2 separate regions of the Homo sapiens genome follow, and region 1 is linked to region 2. Evidence: read pairs that join two places in POLR2A ChIA-PET (ENCODE). Cell type or tissue: A673. All regions are shown on one strand. Links, peaks and the distances in the headings refer to the core of each region. The heading gives the core; the rest is flanking DNA. Region 1 overlaps CPA2 (carboxypeptidase A2). Region 2 overlaps LINC-PINT (long intergenic non-protein coding RNA, p53 induced transcript).

The links. ChIA-PET counts read pairs that join two places held together with the same protein. Peaks named below come from ENCODE experiments on the same cell type or tissue, not always from the same donor. Only the 100,000 strongest peaks of a DNase experiment are listed, where the experiment ranks them.
Region 1: POLR2A ChIA-PET joins it to region 2 with 5 read pairs; 1 of 35 experiments calls an interaction of 5 or more read pairs at or near these places.

Annotation. Positions count from the first base shown.
Region 1 is chr7:130,271,687-130,275,686 of GRCh38, reverse strand. It overlaps CPA2 (carboxypeptidase A2), which reads right to left. Exons shown (of 11, transcript NM_001869.3): 5 at 2,510-2,611; 6 at 440-538. Among named protein-coding and RNA genes, the nearest start is that of CPA2, 6.8 kb to the right of the region's middle. RefSeq lists enhancers at 2,055-2,706, 2,707-3,359. In A673, for the core only: no CTCF peak of the experiment used is centred there; DNase peaks (open chromatin) are centred at 186 and 2,276; H3K27ac peaks cover 3,373 bases.
Region 2 is chr7:131,029,282-131,039,252 of GRCh38, reverse strand. All of the region lies in intron 3 of LINC-PINT (long intergenic non-protein coding RNA, p53 induced transcript), which reads left to right. Among named protein-coding and RNA genes, the nearest start is that of LINC-PINT, 76 kb to the left of the region's middle. RefSeq lists an enhancer at 7,426-7,715. In A673, for the core only: no CTCF peak of the experiment used is centred there; DNase peaks (open chromatin) are centred at 3,682, 4,002, 4,512 and 4,842; H3K27ac peaks cover 3,811 bases.

The DNA.
Region 1 (4,000 bases), core at 1-4,000, 760 kb after region 2:
TTTCCAGGTGACCCCCTTTCATGATTTTATAAATTTCTAGCATATCACACCTCAGCCCTCAGGGTTCCAGGCAGCAAAGTGATTTTTCTCTAGTCGGTTCTTTTGCTGAAATCTGGCTCCCAAGGGTCCTCCCTGGCCACCCGTTCAATCTCTTTAGCTTACTGAGTCTTTTTTTTTTTCCCCTCTCTCTCACTCAACAGCAATCATCACATCGCTGTGCCTTTTAACACAGCGCACAGTGGCCTGCCCAAGGGGAGGAGCCTGGGGTGCTGGATGGGGCAATACCAAAAAAGTCTGGATGGGTTGACTGCCAGCCCGTGTGACAAGAGAAGGGTTTTGTCTGAGAGCGCCAGCCATCAGGACCACTGGGACTGTCATGGATTTTGGTGGGCCTGACCCCAGAAAGGCAAAATAAGCAAGGAATATTAGGCAAAATGACCTTATTTGCTGTCCAAAGTGCCGTAGCTTGTGTAACCCACTCTCGAGCATGGATCCCAGCATCCAGCCAGATAGCTGGCTTGTCTCCTCCGGTGCTGAACTGCAAAAGCAAGTGTGGCAATGTGAACGGCTCCACTGCCGTGGCACCTGGTTGCCTCCTTTCTACCCTAGACCATCCTTCTCTGTCCCTCTCTCTATTCTTGATGTGATTGACAGAGAAGGAAATACAGACAGTGATGCTGTCGACTAACTCTCATTTAAGGAGAATTTTCTTTTGTCCCCTTCTTCGAATGCAAGTGTAAACACAGACTGAGGGGCATAGACAATTCTCCTCTGATGTTTGTAAAAAATCGTTGTAGATGATGACATGAAAATATCTTCATATGCTGAAAATTGGAAAAAAATGGATTACAAGATTTCATTTTTATTTTTAAAGAAACTAGTTCATTTATACATACACATACATATGAGAAAAAAGGAAAAGGAGAAGGAGGAAGAGAGAAAAGGAAAAAGAAAAGAGAGAAAAAAGTAGAAAAATATACAACAGATTGTTAATAGCTATTATCCTATAGTTGTGGAATTAGAATTATGAGGATTTTTTTTTCTTTTTTCTTTTCTCTATTTTCCAAATGTATGCAATAATAGTGTTTTGTTATAAAAATGCTTGTGATAACCTTTTGAGACCTTCATAAAAACAGGATAGCAAGCCTCCGGAGGTACTTTCCAGAGTTTAAATTTTATGATCTAAGTGACTTAGTTTTATTTGAAACAGTGGCTTTGCCAATTGGATCAGTAAATGGAGAGGAAAAGATTATTTTTGCACCATCAACTTCTATCTCTGTGCAGCATTCTAAACACAGCAGATAAGGTAAATGAGAAATGCAAATCCTTGCTAAAAATTACAGTTCATGGGTTCTAGGAGTTTTAGTTAAAAGTGTTTTGTGCCTTTTCCTCCAAAGAGCTCAAATGTAAAAAGCAGGGAACTTTCAAAAACACAACATCCTCCACCGCCGAACCACGCAGGAAAAGGGAAGGCCAGGGAAGACCAAGGTGGAAGAGAATCTGGGGTTTTCTGATCCAACTCGGCGCGGGGAGGGGGGGTGCGGGTAGACGAAATAAAAAGAAAGAAGGGAGGTAAACATTAGCAAATGTATCCTAGTGGTATAAAGTAGGCAAATCACTCCTCTCAGGCCTGCTTTGGGAAAAACGCTCTGGAGAAATCCATCTGTCCCAGTTAGTCAGTTGGTTCCCAGCCATAACGTTTCCAAATTTAGCGAGGAGTTGTGACATTACCTCTTTTTGGTTTTTTTTTCTCTTAAAAAACTCTTTCTAGGAAATCTGGGGAAATAATTTTCACTGTTTTTGAGGACAAAGTGCAAAGCTTGAAATTATGTGCACAAAGACTTCAGAGGTTACGAGATGGCGTAAAACCCTAACCTTTTTTCATCTATATCCTTTTTCAAAAGATCTTCGTTCAGGGCGTTTGTCTTTGCGGTTTAGGGTTTAGTTGTCCATCATCCTTCTGCATACGACCAGAACTCTTCTTTAAAAAACAAAAAAAAAAAAAAAAAAGAAAAAGAAAAAAATGCAGCTTAGGCAATTAGTGCTTTTTCTTTTTTAACTGGTGTGCGTGTGTGTGTGCGCGTGTATGTGTGTGTGTGTGTGTGTGTTTAAAGAGGAAAGAAAAAAAAGAGAAGGGGAGGGGAGGCAGAGAACTCCCAGCTTGAATTACAGCCCCCAGCCCCCAACCTCCCCCGGCCCGCACCTCCCCCTTCCTCGGCTCCTATTGGCGCATTTGCCCCGGTTCCCCAGGAGCTCATCTCTCAGGACGTGAGCATTAATTCACTCCTGCAGACCTGCGTCAGCTTGCTCAGGAACAGAGAGAAAGAAAAAGAAGGGGGCGGGGGTGGGGGAGTGGATACTCAAAACCAGCAAGGACCGGTTAGGAGGAAAAGAAAAAAAAAGTAATAAAAAGGAGCCTCTCTGTAGCACAAGCTGGGACTGCCGGCTAGCCTGGGAGGAGGGAGATTCTAGAAACATCGAGAGGAAGAACCGTCCCTGCACCGTGTACCTTGAGCACGTTCATAGGCCGGTTCTCAAAAGAAGAGCCAATATTCACTTTGCTCACTAGACCAGGGTGCTCAGCCACGAGGTTATCCATTTCTTGGGAAATCTGAAATGTTTCAAGTGAATAAATAGACATTTGCGAGTGAACCATCTGTTGCATGAGATCTGATCCCCTGGTGATTTTCCCCATTCCCTTGGGACACAGCGGAGGGGGCAGCGCGGCCCGAGCTGTAGGGTCGGAGGGTTTGGATCCAGCTGAGTGCTGCTGAGTCCGACGGTGTCTGCAGGGGCTGCAGCCCAGCCGGCTCTTTGCAGTTTTGTGCAAAGCAAAATGGCACACTTCCCTGAGGTACTTGTGGCTTTTGGCGACCCCAGCCCTGAGGTGGGGTTTCTCGCCCTTGTTAGCAGAGGAACACAAATGGTAGTGCCCCCTCAACCCCAAAATGGATGTAGAGGCGATCGCTACAAAATGTCTCCCGGCTAAATCAGGCCCAGGGACAATGGGGTTTCTGCTGCAGACGCACTAAGGCCACCGGCTACTCCAGCTCCTATTTTCAAGGCGATTGAAATTTTGTGCATCTGGAGAACCCAAGCTGTGTCCATTGCTGGGATTGAGACGTGTCCGGGCGCGTCTGGAGAGCTAGCGGGAGGAAGTCAGTCCCTCCAGCTGTTGCCAGTATTTGCACTCTGTAGGAGACAGACATCAGTTTGTCTGGGAGAGCGGGAGGGCATCTTGTTTGCTTCACTTCCTTTTCTTTCTTATTCTCTGTGCTGGTCCACAGTCCCCTATCTGAAACCCTTGAGGCCATATATATTTCAAATAAGATATTTTTTTCAGGGGAGAATTTTAGAAGGGTAATAGGAAGTATATATTATTACACACGGGACATTGCTCCGTATTCAAGCACATTAATATTATTTCTGGCAGTGAAACAAATGAGCAGTGAGGCAATTCAGGTCAGATTTTGCTCCCAAATGAGTTTAGGTTAAATCAGGTTTTTCCATCACATAAATTAGGAGAAAAAAATGTTTAAAGCTTTTTGCATTTAAAAACTGCCAACTTGGAGACTTGGTGCCTACCAGATACCTCTTCTCTGGCTCTTTCGTACTCCCCATGCCACCCCTTGGCCCTACAACCTCCATCCCCTCCGGCCCCTTTCCATCCCTCGACTCTTAAGTCAGTGCAGATAGATTCCCGTGGGCCTGGAGAAGAGCTCTGTGCCACAGAAGTAAATGCAGCACTGCCCAGGATCCCCACAGCAGCATGGAGTAGCAGATGCAGGAAGGGGATAGTCTCCACAGAAACAACAAAGCCCAAGAAAGACAGCAGAGACTTCATGAGGCTTTGCTGCCATGAGGTCTTAGAGAGCACATCCCTGTGAGGCAGAAGAATAGGGTCTGGAGGCAGGGAACCCAAGGCCAATTCAGGCTGACTCCCTAGAACTAAATCAAAAAGAAAACTCCAACTTTCCACGCCCAAGTAACAAAAGGACCA
Region 2 (9,971 bases), core at 2,432-6,431:
TTTATTGCAGCAGAAAAAAAGTGAAGAATGGTTGATACAGTGGCAAGCTGTTCCTTTTAGGTTACTTTAAAAAGTCATGGAATTTCGGATATACAAAGAAAGCATAAGGAATACTCTAACCAGTATATATGTATACAGTATCCAGTATAAGAATGAAAATGTAATGTAGTTATTAAAACATTATGTGTGTGCTTCCACAAGCCTGTCCTCCTTTCTACCTTCCAGAAGTAACTTCTCTCTTGAATTTGGTGTTCGTCATTCTGGTGCATGCTTTTACAGTTTTACAAAATACACACGCATTCCCAAACATAAATAATACTGTTTCACAACATAAATTGTATTATGGTACATGTTTTAAAACACGATATACATTGTATCTGTTGCAAGTCAGGTTCCAAGGGAAATGGAACTCAGAAGATTAAGGCTGGGGGCCACCAGTGCCTCATGCCTGTAATCAGCACTGTGGGAGGCCGAGGCGGGCAGATCACTTGAGGTCAGGAGTTTCAGACCAGCATGGCCAACATAGTGGAACCTCATCTCTACTGAAATACAAAAAATTAGCCAGGTGTGGTGGTGTGCACCTGTAATCCCAGCTACTCAGGAGGCTGAGGCAGAAGAATCACTTGAACCTGGGAGGTGGAGGATGCAGTGAGCCGAGATCAAGCCACTGCACTCCAGGCTGGGTGACAAAGCAAAACTCCGTATCCAAAAAGAAAAGAAAAGAAAAGAAGATTAACATGTAGGAAGTTTGTTAAGGAGATTTTAGGATTCACACTTGTGGAATAGGAGGAAGCACAATTGGGCCAAGGGAGAAATTGGGCTGTGGTGTCCGATCACAAGATAGGCCTCAGCTGATCCCAAAGGGGATGCTGAAGGTGGGGTAGCCCTTGAGGATGGTACCACGTTGGGGTGAGGGGCCAGGCCTTGGTAGCTTCACATTGACCAGTTATGGGAAGAAGGCTACCCCTGAAGAAGGGATGAGACCTTGGTGAGGTGACTCTTTCAACTGAGGGCTGTTAACTTGCAACACCCCTAGAAACTGGGGGATAAGCTCTTCAGTCCTAAAGAGAGACCTGAGCAGCCACCTCAGTATTCACTACAGTCTATATTGTGTACATTGTCTGAGCCTGCCCTTTTTGCTGTATATTATGTTTTTGGAGTTTACTTATATTAATATCTGTAGCTCTAGTTCATTTATTTTAATTGTTTTATGGTATTCAGTTCTTCAAAATATGTCACAATTTTAAAATATATTTTCCTATTGAGAGACTTTTAAGTTTTTACAATTTTTCACTATTAAAAAATGTTGCTATATGAATTCATTTATATTTCTCCTTAGTGCACACACCAGAGTTCATCTGGGGTATACAACCAAAAAATTACCAGGTCTTAGGGTATGCACAATTTCAAACTTAATAACTAGAATGAAATTGCTCTCTGGAGTGGTTGTATCTCACCCCGTGTCCTCATAAACACTTGGTATTGTCAAGTCCTAATTCTACCAATTTGATGGGTGTGAAATAGTATCTCATTATAGTTTTATTAGAGTTTGGTTGATAACTAGTGAGTAATATCTCATTGTAGTTTTATTAGAATTTGGTTGATAACTAGGAAGATTGAGAATTTATGTGTTTATTTAGCTATTTGGGTTTCTTCTGTGAAGGACATTTTCTAATCATGTGATTTTTCTGTTGATTTCTTTTAGTGATTTGTAGGCAGTCTTTATATATTCTGCATATCAATTCTTTGTGGTCTATATGAGTAAAAATATCTTCTGGTTCGGGGCTTGATTGTTAACTTTTTAAATAATGCCATTTGTTGAATAAGAGTTTTCTTTTAATGTCATCCTTCCTTTGGGCATTGTTTCTGGGTATATTATTTTAGAAATTCTCCCTTAGGCTGAGGTCATATAAAATATCCTCTGTTTACGATTAAAAGTTTTAAAGTTTTGCTTTTCACAATTTCACCTGCTGTCCCTCTAAAATAGTTTTGTGTATAGCATGAGGTATAGTTGCCTAATTTTGTTTTTCTCATGGATGACCTGTTGTCTTAGCACCATTTAATTGCCTTTGCAACCCTTCTCCACCAATGCACAGTGCCATTCTGTCCTACAAACTTCTGTCTATGTAGATCTATGTCTTTTTGTAGGGGCGGGGGGGGGGGCGGCTATTTAGTTCCACTGGTGTATTTCTTTTTTCTTGCCCCATTTTCTTGCTTTTTTTTTTTTTTTTTTTTTTTTTTTTCTGAGATGAATTCTCACGCTGTCACATAGGCTGGAGTGCAGTGGCACAATCTCATCTCACTGCAACCTCCACCTCCCAGGTTCAAGCGATTCTTAGGCCTCAGCCTCCTGAGTAGCTTGGATTACAGAAGTGTGCACCACGTCTGGCTGATTTTTTTGTATTTTTAGTAGAGATGGGGTTTCACCATGTTGACCAGGCTGGTCTCGAACTCCTGACCCCAAGTGATCTGCCCGCACTGGCCTCCCAAAATGCTGGGATTACAGGCATGAGCCACCATCATGCTTTTAAAATAGGTCTTTATTTCTTTATTGTGTCTTAGTGTCTGGTAGTTTGTCTCCTCTTCTTGTTCTTCTTTAAAATCATCGCTACTCTTTGTGTTTTGCTTTTCCATATACATTTTAGAGTTCTGCTCCATGAAAAACCCTCCTTTGATTGAGGTCATGCATTAACTATATAGATTAGTTTGAAGAGTAATGATATTCTTATGGGATAGATATTTCCTGTGTATGTCTTCTTTAATATCTATATTTAGGTCTTTTTACTGTATACATCATTTTTATAACTTTTTAAATGTTAATAAAGATATTTCTTGGCCGGGCGCGGTGGCTCACGCCTGTAATCCCAGCACTTTGGGAGGCCGAGGCGGGCGGATCACGAGGTCAGGAGATCGAGACCATCCCGGCTAAAACGGTGAAACCCCGTCTCTACTAAAAATACAAAAAAAAAAATTAGCCGGGCGTAGTGGCGGGCGCCTGTAGTCCCAGCTACTTGGGAGGCTGAGGCAGGAGAATGGCGTGAACCCGGGAGGCGGAACTTGCAGTGAGCCGAGATCCCGCCACTGCACTCCAGCCTGGGCGACAGAGCGAGACTCCGTCTCAAAAAAAAAAAAAAAAAAAAAAAAAAAAAAAAAAAAAAAAAGATATTTCTTCATCAACAATTTAATGACTACATGACCATCCATTATTTAGCTAGTCAGTAGTTTACACCCTGTTAACATTTAAATTAACATATTTCACAATGATTGTTTCGAACTCACATATTTCCCATCATGAAATTATATGTAAATATTCACCTGTTTTATTCTAGTAGTGCTAGGAGTTGTATATAATTAAGTATTTGAGATGTATTTGAGTGTAAAATGTGAGAAAAATATCTTTTTCCCCACACAGATAGCCAGTTATTGAATACTTCATCCTTTGGTCTGACGTTGACTTTTTGGTTTTGCCATCAAGTAACCATCCACAGTGCCCGTACATAGCAGGCACTCAATAAATGTTTGAATAAATGAATTTGAGTATTTATTTTGTTTTCAGATGTTTTCTTATTTTCCGTGGACACGTCTGTCTATTCTAGTTCTACTGCCATGCTGTTTTAATTATCAGAGCTGTATAATAAATGTTTGTATGTGGTTGAACATCATTATTGTTATTGTTTTTTCGGAATTTTTCTGGGCTACTTCTGCATCACTTTTCTCTCGGATAAATGAAAATAATTTGGTCAACTTTCTTGTAAAACTATGATAATTTTGACTGATACTGTATTAATTTATTTTCCTTCCTTCCTTCCTTCCTTCCTTCCTTCCTTCCTTCCTTCCTTCCTTCCTTCTTTTCTTTCTTTTCCTTCTTTTCCTTTTTCTTCTTCTTCTTCTTTTCCTTCCTTCCTTCCTTGCTTCCTTCCTTCCTTCCTTCCTTCCTTCCTTCCTTCTTTTCCTTCTTTTCCTTCGAGATGGAGTCTTGCTCTGTCACCCACACTGGAGTGCAGCAGCCTGATCTTGGCTCACCACAACCTCTGCCTCCCGGGTCCAAGCCATTCTCCTGCCTACCCAGTAGCTAGGATTACAGGCACCCAGTACCACGCCTGGCTAATTTTTTATTTTTAGTAGAGATGGGGTTTTACCATGTTGGCCAGGCTGGTCTTGAACTTCTGACCTCAAGTGATCCACCTGCCTCCGCCTCCCAAAGTGTTTGGGATTACAGGCTTGAGCCACCATGCCTGGCCTACACTGTGTTAATTTTCTTAAAAAAACAAAAAAACAAAAAACAAAAAAACCTTAAAGGCATTTATATTTTAATTTTCTGGCCTAATGAGTGCTACATATTCATCTAGTTCATAAATTCTGGAACTTTTTGGTTAGAGCAGATAAATCCCCCAGATCTCTTTTTGGATTAAAATTCAATGTAATTAAAGAAATCCACTGCAGCAAACGCAATCCTGCCACGTGTTTATTCTGTAAGGATAAAATGTTTTTCTATATTGAACAGCACTGCACAGGCCTTGCTGCCTCCCCCTTATGAAACAGGACTCTCATGGTGCCACGTGTTCCCTGGCTGGACAGATTCCTGAAAATAGATACTAACTGCTGCTTGGTTGAAGAAATCTTTTTTGTGTGTGAGCTACTTTCTCCCGCAGATATTTAAAGGAATTCTATATCCCCACTTCTCTGACTTACCTTTTTTTTGTGGCGAGGAAACAGGACACAGAGCCTGCTGGGTATGCAAGAGAAGTCTGTATAACTGTTTCACACCTGCCTGGATGCTGGCAGTGGTATTTGCCAAGTGAAGTCTGAAGGCTGGTTTGTCATGTGTTTTCACAGAGCACTGATGGCTCCCAGCCAACCTGTTTAGGCCTTGTCTTTTTTTTCTTGCATAAAATTGCCTATTTTTCACTTCAGATGGGGGTGTTAGGCACTTCAGAGATGTTTGTTCTTGTCGCATGCATGCCATCTGTGGTCTGCTGGCATCGGAGACAGGTTCCCAAATTGGCCAGTGTGTCTGTTGGTCAGCAAGCGGGGTGACCAGGACCCACGCCTGTGCTTGCCCCTGTGGCTGCAGCCAAGGCTGAGGTGCACACCTGAAGGACCACACCTCAGTGCTGTTGGCCTAGTTTTTAAAAATTTAAATAAACTCTTTATTTTGGAATAATTATACATTTGAAGACAAGTTCAAAGATAGTACAGAGTTTCCATATGCCCCTCACTCAGTGATTCCTGTTGCTGACTCTTACATTATTATGTTACATTTGTCACAATTAAGGAAGAAACATTGGTACTTTACTGTTAACTAAAATCCACATTTTATTCAGAGCTCACCCGTTTTTCCGAATGTCCTTTTTCCGTTCTGCACTCAGGATATCACAGCACATTTAGCCACCATGTCTCCTTAAAGTCCTCCAGTCTATGATCGTTTCTGAGATGTTTGTTTTTGATAGCCTCGTCAGTTTTGAGGAATACTGGGCAGGTATTTTGCAGAATGTGCCTTAGTTTGGATTTTTTTCATGTTTTTCTGATTATTAGACTGGGATGTGGGTTTTTGGGAGGACAATCACAGAGGTGAAGGGATATCCTTATCACATCCGTGTGAAAAGAGAACGCCATCAACGTGACTTACCACTGCTGATGCTCACCTTGACCATGGAAATTTGTTTCCCCTTTCCAATACTCTGCTCTGTGGAAGCAAGTCACCAAGCACTGCATAGTCCCAAGTTAAAAGTTTTGTTACTTGTCTTATCTGTTGGTACCCAGTTATATTTGAAGCCATACCTAATATTTTTTGACGCTGAATATAGAGTTTGTGTTTAGAGCCTTAAGAATGAATAAAAATTTATTCTAAACTTAAGAAGTATTGGAAGTAGTTAGTAGCTATGTTGAATCTTTCTTCCACTCCTCATACATTTGGTTTATTGTTGTTTTTTTTTTTTTTTGAGATAGAGTCTCTCTGTCACCCAGGCTGGAGTGCAGTGGCATGATCTCAGCCCACTGCAACCTCCGCCTCCCGGGTTCAAGCCATTCTCCTGCCTCAGCCTCCCAAGTAGCTGGGATTACAAGTGTGTGCCACCACGCCTGGCTAATTTTTGTAATTTTAGTAGAGATGGGGTTGCACCATGTTGGCCAGGCTGGTCTCAAACTGCTGACCTCAAGTGATCTGCCCGCCTCAGCTTCCCAGAGTGCTGGGAATACAGGCGTTAGCTACCGCACCCTGCCTGGTTTTACTTTTAAAATCTTCATGCTCTGTAAAATACATCATCCTTCTACTGCATCAGCTACTCCGTTCTGCTCATTCGCCTACACAGATTGTACTTCCTTCTTCTGGCATAAGAATGCCTCCTTTTTCTTCTACTGCCAGGGAATAAAGTTTAGTATATGAATGTTTTATCCACACTGCAGCTTACCTAATAAATACCAAAATATGTTTATTCTGATAAATCTGATGTTTTTATGTATAAATTAAACATTTATGACTTTGAATGCTCTCTGACATCATGAATAGTTGGTTGGTTGGTTGTTTTTTTGAGATGGTGTCTCGCTCTGTCACCCAGGCTGGAATGCAATGGCATGATTTCGGCTCACTGCAACCTCTGCCTCCTGGGTTCAAGCAATTCTCCTGCCTCAGCCCCCTGAGTAGCTGGGACTACAGGCACGTGCCACCATGCCTGGCTAATTTTTGTATTTTTAGTAGAGATGGGGTTTCAGCATATTGGCCAGACTGGTCTCAAAATCCTGACCTTGTGATCCATCCTCCTTGGCCTCCCAAAGTGCTGGGATTACAGGTGTGAACCACCACGCCCGGCCCCTAACATCATGAGTAGTTTGATCTTCCACACACTTCTGCTTGTAGAGTAGTTGAACCTCAGGAGTTCAGATTTCAGATAGCTTGTTGTTTTCATGTTTGTGAGGGTGAAATTCTTAATGAATTTGATCATTTTTGTCTGATTTTCCTTTCCACTCAGATAACTTTCTTTACATTTTCACTTCAAATCCATTTGCTAAAATATGGATTAAAGAAGAATATGTTACTGTTTTAGATATAATAGGAATGTTCTTGAAGAGATGTATATAAATGTTGTATTTGTTCATTGAATCATCATGTCACATGTTTTAGGAAACTTACTGTTTCAAAAAACCTTGTGATACATTTTGTGATGATTTATATGACCAATTTTCAAACCCACATTTGCAGACATTTTATTTCATCCTCAGTTGCAGGCATTCCATTAAGGTGGACTGATTAAAGTGTCTTTTCAGAACATTAGAACTTCGTGTTTCCTCTTCATGGGGTTACTGTCAACTTATTTAAGAAGAACAGTAGAACTTCGTGTTCCCTCTTCTTGGTGTTACTGTTAACTTATTTTAAAAAGTTTGAGTATGTTACAGTATTTTGTCTTTAAGCCAGTCTTGGGATCTAGCACCAAGGGAAAAAGTTCAAAAAATGCATTTTAACAAGTCTTCTCACTTCATGGTCACTTGGTATGACGACTCAAAACAAGAATAATGTTCTTAATCAACCACAGGGGAAATCCTTTCTTCGGCCCTTCAATTCTACTTTTAGTCAGTCAAACAATTCTTAATTTCATGCGGGGGATTCCCACACGTTCTGTAAGTTTCTTTTAAAGTTTTCAGATATGTGTAGAATGTAGGATATGATTGCATTCGTCTCATATCTCAGTGGTGTGAGGTCTGTTGAGTGTGCCGCTACTTTGTTTTAATATTACTCATTCTTTTTTCTAAGTATGGATGTATAAGAATGAGCATGATAAAATGAAATCTAAAAATTAATTGATTTGTTCTCAGGTTAAAGGCCTATTAAATATAAGATCTTTGGATATATTCTGAGTCTTTTTATTTTTTATGCAGCAAGTAAAGAAAATTTTACAGAGCTTTGGACACAAGGCTCCTCCTTACCTGCCTTTTACTGAACTCACCATGTCTTCCCTGGTTAGCTGTAGGCTCTCCCGTGCTCCAGGCTCAGCAGTCAGGGTGTATTTTTATTGCTCAGATCTGACAAGTATGCTTCCTGCAGTTACTGTTGAGGCCAGTTTCTAAGGCTTTGAAATGACCTTCAAAAAGATGATAAATGTTGAGTCCCTTTTGGAAAAATATACTGAGATAAAGAACTGTGATAAATCAAATTATAAGGTAGATCATCTTGTAATTAGCACACTATAGGAAAGTTAGTTATGCCAGGCGTGGTGGCTCACGCCTATAATCCCAGCACTTTGGGAGGCCGAGGTGGGCGGATCACTTGAGAGGTCAGGAGTTCGAGACCAGCCTGACCAACATGGAGAAACCCCATCTCTACTAAAAATACAAAAAAAAATTAGCCAGGTGTGGTGGCACGTGCCTGTAATCCCAGCTACTTGGGAGGCTGAGGCAGGAGAATCTCTTGAACCCGGGAGGCGGAGGTTGCGGTGAGCTGAGATTGCGCCACTGCACTCCAGCCTGGGCAACAAGAGCAAAACTCAGTCTCAAAAAAAAAAAAAAAAAAAAAAGGAAGTTAGTTAAAGAACATCTGTGGGGACCACCTATGTTGTTCTGGGACTTTCTAGTGTTAGTGTAGGAGAATATCATGGTTTCTGTGGGGACAGGGGGTTCCCATTTCAGTGTGTTCCATCACCCTCCTCTATCCCTCTAAGAACATGGGAAAAGCCTCAGTGGTAGACAGGAACCTGCCATCAGTCCTTCCACTCTGAAGCACCCTTGCAGATGTACCAGATGGAAGTTGTCTTAAATGAGAAGAAAACTACTAAGTCCCTGGGCATTCCCTTTGTCCTCCAGCACCAGGTCCAGTCCTCAGGGAAAGTTTGTTCTTATTGAGAGTATTCCCAGAGATCTGAAAGGCCAGGGGGAAATTGCAGTGGAACAGACTGTCTTTCTCTTAAGGCATTTAAAAGTCATCCAGGGCTGGTTGAGGTAGCTCCCATCTGTAATCCCAGCACATTGAGAGACTGAGGCAGAAAGATCACTTGAGCTCAGGAGTTTGAGACCAGCCTAGGCAACAGATTGAAACACTGCCTCTATGACAAAAGAAATTGGCTGAGTGTGGTGGTGCACACCTGTAGTCCCAGCTACTTAGGAGGCCGAGGCAAGAGAATTGCTTGAGCCTCAGAGGTCAACAGAGCAAGATTCTTGTCTCAAAAAAATAAAAATAAAAAATAAAAGTCCTCCCACTCTCATGCAAAAGCCAACAAACCACAATAATAAAAAAGAATTTTTCCTGAATATTCCTGGTTCACTCTCAGGCCCTGACATCCCCGGAACTTACCTAACATGATATTTTCATAAAACAACTAAATTTTTATGTTCTTGTGCCAAGAAGATTCAGATCTATAAGGCTGCTTTAAAGGTGTTATCTGTCTTTTCATTTTGCTTCGCCTCTAAAAGATTTCTGTATTTTTCCTCTGGTTTAAACATTTTAGGAAATTTTATATTTAAACATTTCTTCCTCTCAGACGGGCGGGCTTGTCCATGCTTTTCAGCGGGTTGAGTCACTCCAGGACTACCCGCTCTGCGCCAGGTCCTCAGGAGAGTGCTGCCGGGGCTGCCTGGCAGACTAGTTCCACCTCGGTCCGCAGGGAGGCTGCATTTTAGGGTTGGTTACTAGACTGCACAGTGATGACCCCTTTCAGTACATTTTCCCCAGCTTTGTCTCCCTCCTTAACACTAAGATGTAGAAACAACAGCCTTAACATCAGGTTATCCCATCTGATTTTTGGCTTGGTGCAAACACAGAGCACCTAAAGGTGAATTACACAAGGAAATGGAACACCTTCGCCTGGAAGGTTGACTCCTGCACTTGGCTGTTGGCATTTCATGCATTCAACAAACATTTAGGATGTGCTCATTTTGAGCCAGGCTCTGTGATAGGGTGGGGAATACAGAAATAAAAAGGCCCTGTGCTGTCCTCAGTGAGCTTCCACTCTGGTGAGATAAATGCAGTGCAGTACAGTAACAGC